Regions from separate parts of the Homo sapiens genome. Here region 2 is linked to region 1. Evidence: chromatin contacts called from ENCODE Hi-C or POLR2A ChIA-PET data. All regions are on one chromosome and are shown on one strand. The core of a region is the stretch at or near the end of the contact, and the rest is flanking DNA. Distances in the headings are between cores, read along the strand shown.

Evidence for each region. A loop is a pair of places that touch in the nucleus more often than their neighbours do. ChIA-PET counts read pairs that join two places held with the same protein, here RNA polymerase II (POLR2A). Pooled maps may share reads with other maps.
Region 2: a loop to region 1 is called in a map of CD8-positive, alpha-beta T cell, with 17 times the contacts of the local background. The contact joins the promoter of ZNF519 here to the promoter of PTPN2 in region 1. A Hi-C loop is called at or near these places in 1 of 168 maps with a recorded cell type or tissue (CD8-positive, alpha-beta T cell) and 3 of 50 pooled maps. POLR2A ChIA-PET finds 5 or more read pairs at or near these places in 1 of 52 experiments (Caco-2).

What each region holds. Positions count from the first base shown.
Region 1 is chr18:12,881,022-12,887,218 of GRCh38, forward strand. PTPN2 (protein tyrosine phosphatase non-receptor type 2) reads right to left here and starts at 3,216. Exons shown (of 9, transcript NM_002828.4): 1 at 3,052-3,216. The coding sequence starts at 3,120. RefSeq lists silencers at 2,419-2,758, 3,139-3,428, 4,788-4,837.
Region 2 is chr18:14,128,363-14,134,771 of GRCh38, forward strand. ZNF519 (zinc finger protein 519) reads right to left here and starts at 4,073. Exons shown (of 3, transcript NM_145287.4): 1 at 3,913-4,073. The coding sequence starts at 3,915. RefSeq lists enhancers at 3,260-3,781, 3,684-4,023 and a silencer at 4,274-4,333.

The DNA of each region.
Region 1 (6,197 bases), core at 1,966-4,465:
CTGCCTAACAGAAGCTCATCATGTCTCTTCAGGTTTACTCCAACCGACTACTGCCCTGTGCTGCGTGCCTACACTTTCCTCATCCAGTCTGCTAGCAGTCAGAACGATCTTGCTAACAAGTAAATATGATCAGCCCAGAGCAGTGGCTCATGCCTGTAATCCCAGCACTTTGAGAGGCCGAGGCAGGCGGATCACCTGAGGTCAGGAGTTCGAGACCAGCCTGGCCAACATGTCGAAACCCTGTCTCTACTAAAAGTACAAAAAAATCAACCGGGCATGGTGGTGTGTGCCTGTAATTTCAACTACGCAGGAGGCTGAGGTAAGTGAATCACTTGAACCCAGGAGGCAGAGGTTGCAGTGAGCTGACGTCGCACCACTGCACTCCAGCCTGGGCGACAGAGCGGGACTCTGTCAAAAAAAAAAGAAGCAAATATGATCATGGTATTTCCAGACTTACAATTCCACAATGAGTTCCTATTAAACAGCTCAAATTCCTTAGTCTGATCTAGGCTCTGCCTTACTCTCCAGCATCTCAACTTCACACCAGTCTCCAGGCTAAACTGTGGGTGGTTCTCTCAGCATTCCCTCAGTGCCTTTGTGCACTCCCTCCTTGCTGGAACAGTAATTCTCTTCACCTCCCTTGTCCTCTTCCCCTGGCCAATGTCTTTCAAGACTTAGGTGAGGTCCTCCCTCCCTCGAGAAGCTTCACCAGAACTCCCATGTGTACCCCTTTTTGGGAAATACAGGACTCCTAGGTAACTCAACTCCACAAGACCCTGTGCTTCAAGCTAGCTTTACATGTATCACTTTAACGTTTTCATCAGCTTACCTATTTACAGGGCTGCATCCTTAAAAACTGGGACTCCTGTCTTTTAACAAGAATCCTCAGTGTCTAACACTAGCACATAACAAGCATGTTATGAACGAATGAATGAAAATATGGAACTACAATGAGGCCCCAAAAGAATAAGCCCTAGAGTGAGCACCTCGAGGGTAGGAAACTTGCCAGGAGCATTCTCTGCTGAATCCCCAAGGCCAGGAGCAAAAGCTGCAACTCCACTGGGGGTCCGGGCATATTTGTGGAATGGCTGAATGGATGTTCTAAGGCCACAGGAGAACACATAGCTCAAACTTCCTGACTTGCTTTCCATTACTAACTTTCTTGGTTTGTGACCTACTTTTACTGTAACACCAGTGTGCATGCCATGGTTTCTACTGACCAAACTAATGGTCTTGTTTTCAACTAGGAAAAAATAATATGAGCATTGACCAACCAAGGAAACTACAGGATTCCTCGGTAAGAATCTATAGAAGGATTTCCTTATCTTTTTGAAAATGCATGTGAAATCTCCAGTGGATGCGAGTTAAGTTCATTTTTCTGGAAAGAGGAATCACAATTCTCATTGAATTTTCAAGGATATTAATGATACCAAAGAAAATTAAATTTCTTAAACCAAAATGTTAAGCTGAATTAAGTTATATTCACTTTTCTCTTTTCAAATCTATTTCGATATATAACCTATCCCTTAGAGAGACAGCAGCCTCTGCTAAAACAAATGTAACTGGAGAAGATGCAGCTGGCAGGCTCTCTCACATGAAGATTCCTACCAGAATTTGCGTTTCAGATTGTCTATAATTGGAAGAGTCCTTACCAGCATTCTTTAAAACTTAGATCCCTATTCTAACATACTCTGTATCATGGGAATCAGAATATTTATACTTCCCACTAATGTGTTCAAGAAGAAAACGTTACTTTCTGAACACATTTTTCACTGCCATCTAATTAAATGGAAAGGGGAAAAACCCAGGATCATCCATTTACAGGAAAGCCCGTCTTTTACTTTACACAGAGAGAACCAAACATCAGAAGCAGCATTAACTTAACCGTCACCAAATTCAATCTTGGGAATAATACGACAAGGATTAAACGAAGGGGAAAGCAGTTACATCATTTTAAAAGAGATAAAGTTTTGTTTGAATTAAAAGGTAGTCTAGTTGACATAAAAAAAGCGAATCACAGGTGTTTATACTACATATTGCATCTATGTGAGCTGAACAGGCACGATTAGGGCGATAGGCATCGGAACACCGTGCCCCCGGGGAGGGGATGAGGGCACTTTCTCAGGGCAAGGAAAGGCTATTTTGATTTGAGGGGGCTTGCAAGAGGGGATTCATTTGTGACACCCGTCTGGGAGCACACATGAAAGCTGCGTTTCACTGTAGGGAAAGTATACCTCAGTAAGGAAAACTATAAAGAGAATGACACGCTATCACTGGACGAACACAAGCAAAGCCTCTTTCGTTCCGGGAAGGTTCTATGGGGGCCGAACCCACGCTGGGCGCTGCTGGGCCACGGGGGAAAATGAAGACGGAGGGTCCCGAGAGCGCTGCCCTCGCCAGAGGCCACGAGCCACCCCCAACCACCGCGGCTCCGCCAGGAGAGCGAGCTTCGCCTCGCAGAGGGCTGCGGCGGCCGGCCCGGCGCCCAGAGCGGCCTGCTCCCACAGGTCCTGCGCGGGCGCCAGCTGGACCCGGACGCCGCGGCCCGGCTCGCCCGCCCCCGCCCTCACCGCTCCCGGGGACGCCAGCTGCCCACCCGGCCACAAAACACCCGGCCAGAGAAAGAGCTGTCCGCGAGCAAGAACCAAGCACAGCGGCGTGGGAGCTACGGCGAAGCTGCGGCCCGGGGGCGCGCGCCCGAGCGCCCCCACGGCTTTCCCAAGGACCCCCAGACCCGGGCCGCGCAACGCTGGTGGCGCATCCACGCGCTCCCCAAGAAGCCGCTGTGGCACCGCCCTCCAGAACTAACTGCGCTTGCGCTAACCATGAGCTGCTCAGCTCAAGTATGCTTTTTTTTTTTTTTTTTTTAAACCAAAAGGAGCAAGAGAGCGGTCAGCGCAGGCGCGCCCCTGACGCGGACCGCGCCGCCACTTCCGCCCCGAGCGAGAGGCTAGAGGCGAGAGGCGGGGGAGGCGGGAGGGACCCTGCGGACAGGGCACGAGTCCGGGTCTCGGAGGAGGTCGGCGACTGCCGCGTGGGTCCGCGACTCACCAAGTACAGCGGCTGCCAGCGACGCTGAGTATCCAACTCTTCGAACTCCCGCTCGATGGTGGTGGGCATGGCTGCGGGAGCGAGCTGGCGCGAGCAGAGCCTGCGCCGGCGGAGAGGCTCAGGCCCCGCACGATCCGGGGAGAGCGCTGGCGCTGCGGCGCATGCGCGCTGCGCGCCGCGCCCCGCCCCCACGCCAAGCCCTGTCGGCCGTGGGGAAAGTACCTGGAGCGTCGGACGTCAGCGCGCAGACTCGGCGCCCGAGCGCGGCGCGAAGTCGGCGGCGGGGCGGGGCGGGGCGCTCGGGGGGCGGGGCTCGGGGTGCCCAGGTGGGAGGGGGCGGGGCCAGGGGACCACCCGGCGGCCGTGGTCCCTGCGCGCGGCACGAGGTGAGCCGCCCCTTGGGCTTGCGTCTTCCGACAAGAGAGAGGCGGTGGTCCGTGGGTAGCGCGGGGTTACTGGAATGGGACTCCCTGAGGAAGTCCCCTGAGAAGTCGCCGGCACGCTCCGCCTTCCTTCTTGCTTCCCATTTCTCGTTTTCTTCTCAGCCTTCATAGTTTTTTAAAGTGCTGTATTTGAATATTATTTTAAACATCATCTAGGTCAGATTAGCGGCCTGTGACCAACTTGGAAACAAATTCCTCATTCTTTTCTGCCCTGGTGTCAGCTCCTGTAAGCCTGCAGATTTTATGCCAAATAAACCGCTGGAGCAAAAGGAAAGGCAGCCAGCCTCTCCCGGAATTTGGGAGAGGGATACCTTGTTAAGAAAACGTTCTACAACTTACGAATTAGATTTAACTGTAAAAAATAGCACGTCCTCTTTTACCAAACAAACGTACTAGTTAGGGAAATCATCTTGCTTCAGATTTAAGATAGTTCTTTTTTAGTGCTTGTAATATCCTGCTATATAATCTTCATAAGAAACGTGAAGGGTTAGGAAAGGTTTAGCCGTGCTGTCCAGTATTGGGATTTAAATTTTAAATATTAACTTAATTCCTCAGTGGCACCAGCCACATTTCAGGTGTGCCATAACCATGTATGGCTAGTGGCTGCTATGTGGCAAAGTACATATGTAGAACGTTTCTATCATCGAAGACAGTTCTTTTGGACAGAGCCGGCCGAGAGGATTACAATACTTGGGGCAGAAAAGTGTCCTTAATCACATAAAATAATGAAAACCCTAGCCAGAAAAAAAAAAAAAAAAGTTGGCTACGGAAGCTAGAAGAAATCGTATTAACAAAAAAGCAGTCAGCAAGCTTTCTACTTACATAGTATGATTTAGAGATACAGGAAAGCTTCCCCCGAAAGACCCCACAATGTCTAATGGTCCTTGGTTCTGAAATTCTGTCATTGAATCTGATTATTTTGATTAAAGGCATGGTATCTCCCAGAATATCCTGTGAATGTTCGCATTAGTCTGCTCATCAGATTGCTTTCCAACCAAAAAATACTGTGTTCTACAAAGGAGGAGCATCTTTATCTCAAAGCAGCAGTTCTTATCGCCAAGTATTCAGCATCTCTTTGGAATTCATTTGTCAGCCTCTCTGGTTCCGGGAGCTGTATTTGCCTATCTTAGTTTGCTGAGTGCAGCGAAGAATCTAGAACAGTGGTTCTCACACCAGCATCATTTGCATCCAGTGTGAGCTTCTTTGAAATGCAAATTTGAAGGCCTCACCCCAAACTACTGAATCAGAATCTCTGGTGTTGGGGCCCCAGGAGACTACTTAAGCAAGCTCTCCTGGGGATGCCTGTGCCCCCCCAGAGTTTGAGAATGATTGCTCCAGAAGAATACCTATACAGGGCTGCACTGAAGCCCGGGGGTAAAAAGAAAACAGAGGTTAACTTGCTTCGAGATATCCTGCTGACAAGATATGACTTGGTCTCTCCGACATATGTGACTCCCAACCCAACTAGTTCCTAGCTTGCTGTTTCTAAAGGACCCCAAATGTAGACTTTTGCCCCTTTTGAAGTCAAGATCAGAAGTTCTCAGGATTTTAAAATGTCAGGCTTCCCTATTGCCCCCAAATTGTTCAAAGTCCTTTGATAGTAGGCATACTTTTATGTGCATACTGTTTATATATTTGAGGAAATATATAATGAACAAAGTCTATTAATTTAAAAAATTACAAATTCATTTAAAAGAATTATGAAATTAAGTAGCAAAGTGTATTTTTAAATAATAGTACATATATGTATGAGATACTCATTTTACAGATAATGCTTGGTGGATTACATATTTGGATTCATAGCAATGTCTTCAACTTACTCCTTGGCCCCTTCAATCCCTGTTTGGGAACCACTGCTCTAGACCAAAGGAAATGAAGCATAGCGAGAGTTTGGAGTCCCTTCTTTCACTGGAACAAGGCCTGCCTTCTGCACTTTAGTATACTGTTTAAGAGGCTCTCTCCCCTCAATGTATAATTTATACCCCTTTCAGAGAAAACTCTACTTACTACCCATAGCCCCTCCTGTGGTTTGAATAATGGTGTCCCCTCCAAAATTCACGTTGAAACTTTATCCTCATGGTGGCAGTATTAAGAGGTTGGCATTTGGGGAAGTGATTAAGTTATGAGGGTTCTGCTCTCATGAATTTGATTAGTGCCTCATAAAAGGACTGGAGGGAATTAGCTTGGGCCGTTTTTGCCCTTCTGTCCTGCCATGTGAAGGCCCCTAGGTGGCACCATGAGGAATGGGCCTTCAGCAGACACCAAACCTGCTGGTGCCTTGACCTTGGACTTCTCAGCCTTCAGAACTGTGAGAAATAAATTTCTGTTATTTGCAAATGACACAGTTGCAGCTATTTCATTATAGCAGCACAAACAGACTACCCTTATAGCTAGAACTTCAGAGGCACAAGCATATCAAAATACAGCCTAAAAGCCTGGTGTCTACAAGAGCTGTACATTTATAGAGCTGGGCAGACATTTGTTATACAAATTCAGATTGTACAGATTACAGTGAGAATGAACTTCAGTTAAATATATGTAGTTTTTAATAAACTTTTAATTGAAATATACACAAAAATGCACACAAATCACAAGTGCATAGCTCAGGGAGTTTTTACAGAGTGAACATAGCTGTCTATCAATACTCAGGCCAAGAACAGGAAATTTATCTCTCCTCCAGAAAGCCCCTGGAGCGCCATCCTA
Region 2 (6,409 bases), core at 2,823-5,322, 1.2 Mb after region 1:
CTAAAATGTGATGTGCATCACAGGCAATATACTAAGAGATTGCAAACAGAGAAAGGTCAACATAATTAGTATTCAACTGTACCATTTGTCATACACAGCTTATTATAATTTGGGCTGTCATCTGGGTTTTCTAATTGGTAATATTTAAAGGAAAAATAAACTTCCCTCATCTTCATGACAGGAGGTAGTGTTGCAATGTGGAGTTAGACACCTGCTGAAGGCAGCCTTCTACTCTCCTACAGAAACTGTGGGAAAGGGTGTATAAACTTGCTAATTACATTTCAAAGCAATAGTTCCCAGGTCCTAGATTAAGACAATTCTGAGTCAAACACACACACACACACACACACACACACACACACAAAACCAAATGACCTATTTAACTGATAAAAATGATTTACATATATTTCAAAGAAGTAGAGAAAGGTTTTCAAACTAAATGCTTTAAGAAAAGAAGAGCAAAAATTCTTCCCTCATTTTAAAGAGAAAGCATTAAGCCTTTTCTTTCTAATTTGTATTTGCTCCTACAACAGCCGGGTCTAAAGGCTTGGTCTTGAACTCATTAACATCTGACTTCTAGTAGGCACTGGATTCAGGCACTGGAGGGATGGCCTTGGGCACACTGTGTACACATGAAAGAGGATTTGTGGGGAAGAAAAAAGCAGAAAAGAGAAAGATGCTATCAAGAACTATGGGTGGGGATGCAGGGCAGAATTGGTTAAGGAACTGGTTTGTGCTACAGATACAGGCTCAGGCAGCGCTATGTTCTGACTTATTCCTGTGTTCATACAATCAGAAGAGATTATGATCAGGTAGTCCAAGAAACCTGGGTTGGTGAAAAAAACAGGTTCCCGATAGAGATTCAGTGTCTACAGTTGAGATAAGCCAGGAGTCTTCTAGGCACCTGTGTATGTTCTTGGCAGAAAACTCTAGGAGGAAAGCTGTTGTGAGCACAATTCCTGAGGGTAAAACTTTGTCGTGGGAGGAGTGTAGCCAGATCAATTTTTAGTGGGTATGTTCAGGAGTGGGTTAGAAGCATGTAGGGGCTGGCAGCAGGGTCAGGGGAGGGAATAGGTTCTCAGAGCTCCTTCACTCTAAGCTCTCGTTCCATCTCACAGTAGGAGGAGACCTGGAATTACAGGACAACGCACAGGGTGACGACAAGCCTGTGTGCAGAACAAAGCCTCACTTCCCTCAGACACCTGGAGTCTCCTTATAGACCAGGCCCCAGTGATGTCTTTCTTCTGACACAAAACGTAAGGAGTTTGCTGAACACCAACCAATTATCCAACACCAACTAGCTGTCCAACACCTCAATTCCAACACCGCCCAGAGTCAGCATAGATCCCACAAGTTCAGGCTAAGTCCCATAACACTGTCCTCACTGCCGATGCCAGTCACATGCCTCCGGATACCCATCTTTATTTCTCAACTACTTCCTACAAATCAAGGGCTTCCACATTCCCCTCCTCAAGCTCAATAATTTGATAGAACTATTCACAGAACTCAGCAAAGCACTGTACTTACATATACCAGTTTATTATTGAAGATACAGCTCAGGAACAGCCACATGGAAGAGATGCATAGGGCAAGAAAAAGTGGTGGTGAAAGCTGGGGCAGGTAGGTAATTCTGCTAAATAGCTGTGACAAAAAATTCCTCATGCTTTTTGTTCTCCGAAATCAGCTTAACGAAAAGAGACACCCTTCCCATTGTGACTTCAATAATACTCTCTCTTCTTTTTTTCTAAACCTATCACAGAGTCAGACATGGACCACACATTTCCATTTTTTTCTCATATACAATTGGCTGAACAATTTCATCTCCGATGGTCAAAAAAAAAAAAAAGCCTATTTGTTCAGATCCCTGAACTTTGACCTATTCTCAGCCTGATTCAACATTCAATCTCTCTTTATTAACCTCCTAAGAAAAAGCTGACTTCAGGGTTGAACGCTCTCTGATTTAGAATCTGATTTTGCCACACTTCATTCTGCCCACCCTCTCTCACCTTCCTTCTAATCTTATTTGCTCTTTCCAACTTTTTTTAAAAGCCCTTTTCTGCCTATCCTTTGAGATCCAATTTACAGTTAATTAAAAAAACCGAAGTTGAAATAAGTGAGCAAATCTATACAGGGGGACAAACTCAGGGAGTGGCAGTGCTTTCTGGAACAGGGACATATGACTCAAGTGTCAAATCAGGCCACCTTATCCCTTGGGACTTTCTATCACCCCCATACTCCTCACTGAAGTGCTCAATGCCCACCCTCCCAGGAGACACTGCACTGTGCCCCACTGTGCTTTTTGCTTTGCAGGTTCTTGCACTGCCTCCCTGGGGTGGGTTTTTCTTGTCCTTCAGGTTAGTTTCTCTCCCTTCGCAAATATAAGACAATTCAGAAGACAGGAATAGTCTATCTTTTTCTCTGAATACCAGCATCTGATTGGCTGACAAGCAATGTGTTTCCATGGAATGAAAACTGGGGTTGGGGGAAAAAAAAAAAAAATCTTAAAAATCCCAAGGGATTCTTTTTTTACAGGAAGGGTAAGCCTGGATATTTCTCTCACCCCCAGGGCATTCAGCTGCTCCTTTGAGAAGCTGCACTCCCATCCCTCAGTGTGTCCTCTGGAAGATTACCAAAGGGCTGCTATTCACCAGAACTCCCAAAATACATGGCTCTGGTTTGTATCTTGGGCCATCTCAAGACAGTTCTAAAACTCAGGACTAGAAAAAGGCCCGAATGTGGCTAAGGAAACATTGCCCCATAAAGTTTCCCAACGAAAACCTCAATCCCAAGATGGCCTAATAAGGGCGTTTGTGCTAAGGGAGGATACAAGGAGAAACAGCAGAAAGATTTTTTACAGTTGAGTGCCAGGGGATTATTTTCTGCTTTTTTCTCATGTGAAATATTTGTAAGTAGAAAATAAGTATTTTACAAATTGCCATCCACTGCTCTGTGAAAAAGTGATTAATTCAAATACTGTTTCTGAAATGTGCAATAAAGGACAAAAACAGTTGATAATGTATGGGAGCGTAGAAGTTGGCTTTGGGGAATGTCAGCAAGAAACCGGAAATTTAAGATTTTACTTCAAGCCAGGTTAGGCTGGCAGAACAGAGTAGTGGATGTGAGACCCTGCTTGCCACACATTTGGAAAATGCAGGCGAAAACCAGTGTCTTTGATTAAAGTTAAAATAATTACATAGCAGTCATTTAGACTGAAGTGGCTCTAGTGGTCTAGGCCTCTATGTAAAAAAAGAAATCTAACTCAAATGCATTTTTTTCTAAGTTACTACCTTAGGAGGAAACGAAATTCAAGCTTAAACAACTACAAACCTCCAATTAATCCCTGATTACATAACCAGGAAATTTCCACCCAGACACTCCAAATAAAGCGACTACATAACTGTACCCAATTATTTAATTGTCTTTGCTTCCTCACACACCTTATACAAGCCTTTCTTTCAAGACCTTCTAGTAGCCCCCCAACCACAAACCATTGCTGAGCGCTGTCCCATTAATTAATCACTGTTTACTCATATAAGCTGTCTATGTTTTAATGGCGCCTCAGTCTAATTCCGAACAGGGTAAGGTAGGGACGGGGGACCCCACGGACCACAGCTCCTTCCACGCAGGAACCCTGCACACCGAGTCGGCGTCTTTCCGATGACTTTCGCCTCATCACCTCACAACCTGGGGAAGATGCAGGGCTGCGGGCGCAGAGCTGCGCAAAGAGGGCTACAGGCTGGGGCCAAAGCCGCCGTGCAGGGACAGGACAGGACGCCCGGAGTCCCTGCACCGGAGGGGACTGAGGGCTGAGCTGCAGACTCGACTCGCAGACTAGGTCCCGTCACCGCCATGTCCAGCCGGTTCCAAGGAGCCCCCTCCCCAGTCTCGGTACGCCCTGCCCCCCACACTCACCATTTCTCGGCTTCAGGGGTGTCCTGGAGTCTTAGCTATAAATCATTCAATGCCAGCAGGTCACAGAGCGACGGAGTGAGTGGCAGAATCACCGAAGTCTCCCGGAGCAGAGGACACAAGGCAATGAAGCCCTAACCCCGCGCTCTGGCTGAAGTGAGACAAAGGCCGCGCCAGATTCCGGAAGCCGCCCCTTCCTCCCTGGCTGCGCGCCTGATTGGACAGTTCCCACCCCAGAGCCCTGATTGGATAGTAGTGCAGGCACCGCGACCTCAGGCCTTGCGTGTCAGAAGATGCTACCATACACTGCACGGAATGAGCCGAGAGTGACAGGCTCTTGGCTCCAGTCACTTTCAGGCAGGGCTTTCTGTCTGTGCTGCGCCTGGCTCTGCCCAGGGGTCATTTTTTTAGCATTGTGGTGTATAACGTTATGAAGGTTATGTTCGTTTATAAAACACACACACACGTTGTTCACAAATGGAAGCAATATAATGACAATTATTTAATATTTCAGATTTCATAACCTTTCTGGCCGCCGGTCTTTGGAGTGGGACACCTAAGATTTTAAGAGAGAAGCAATCCTCTAAAAAATAAAACGTTAGCTATTGTGAATTTTAAATGTCTTATTAGCCAGATCAAAAATAGTAATAAAAAGAGTCCTGACATGGTGGCTCACGCCTGTAATCCCAGCACTCTGAGAGGCCAGAGGTCAGAAGTTCGAGACCACTCTGGCCAACATAATGAAGCCCTGTCTACTAAAAATACAAAAATTAGCCGGGCATGGTGGCGGGCGCCTGTAATCCCAGCTGCTTGGGAGGCTGAGGCAGGAGAATCGCTTGAACCCAGGAGGTGGAGGTTGCAGTGAGCTGAGTTTGTGCCACTGCACTGCAGCCTGGGTGACAGAGCAAGACTCCATCTCAGAAATAATAGGAATAATAAAAAGAAACAAGTGAAATTGTTTGTAATACTCTTTAAGCCATTATACCCAAAATATTATTTTTCATGTGTGGTCAACAAATAATTATAAATATTTTGGATCTAAATCTTTTAAACTCGCTGTGTATTTTATGTTTGCAGCACATTTTACTTCAAACCAGCAGCCATGAGGGCTCTGATGCTCCGATCTCAGGGAGGTGAAGGCCTGAACACCTCTTTTTTTTTGTATTTCTAGGCTATTTATGATTTTTAACACAGACTAAATCAAATTACTGTGCCTGAAAAATCTTTTGCTTTGAAGGCAAGTGACATAAAGACAGAGCTGCTGATATTTTTTCCTGCTGCAATTTAGCCAATCAGCAGAATATGCTTTGAAGGGTAAAGATGTTTTCTAAGACCCCACATTCAGGAGCAGCTATGGGGCAAATCCCTAAAGCACACATAAAAATCACATACAGCCAATGTATTCCTCACCCTGAATCAATGCTTCTCACCCTTGGCTGCATATTTCAATAACCTTGTAGAGGAGTGTTTAAAGTCTTCAAACCCAAGTTGCAATGGGGTAATTAAGTCAATCTCTGGAGTGAGACCTAGGCAACAGTGTGATTTAAAGCTCTCGGGTGATTATAGCACACAGCTCAACTCCCATGTTACTGCTTTAAACCAACATCTTTTGGAGAGCCAGTTGAAATTATTTCTCAAATTAACATAGAAGTGTTTGCTGCTGAGTTGCGGCCTTTCAGTCTTGATTACTTACTTTCTATCCTTTGCAGAACTGACCTCTGCTACTTGTTTTGTTTCTGATTCACACCAGTTCCACACACACTGAGTGCACACTACGTACAGGGCCCTGTGCTAAGTGTCCTGGCCGTGGTGAGTACTATCGTGGAGGAAGGACTTTGCTGTAAAAAATTGCATTCCCCAAAACTACAACCATGCTACTTACTCAATTGAGGTAAAAATGAAAGATCGAGGGGGACCCCCAAGAGTCAGGATGTGAATAAATACCTTGGAATATTAATACCCATCTCATGATGTCTGACACTAAATGCCTCACTTTCAAACAAAACAATACCAAACATTGCTATTATTCTGTTAAGATTAAATATGTAATATTTAAATTTTATTGAATGACATGCATACAGAAATATATGTCCAAAGCATTAACATAATGCTCAGTAAATTATTACAAACAAATACATTTGTGTAGGCATAGGATAGAACTAGCCTTGTTTCTGCCACACAAACCACTTTCTCTTTTCCTCCCCTCCAAAAGTAACCACAATCTTAAGAGCTAATGTTGTAGATAAAGTTTGTCTTTTTATACAATTATTTTATTAGAGAATATTTTAAACATATATGCAATAAGCAATGTAGTATAATAGACTGATGCTCAGCCTAAACATCTACTAATTATGTGCCATTTCTGTTTAACTTCTACTTCAACTCATTCCCCATCCCCACTTTATTATTGTTTTTAGTTATTTTCTATGAGATAAGATGTATATACATTGAAACATACAATCTTTTCTGTACCTTTTTAACAAATAAATACACTCATATA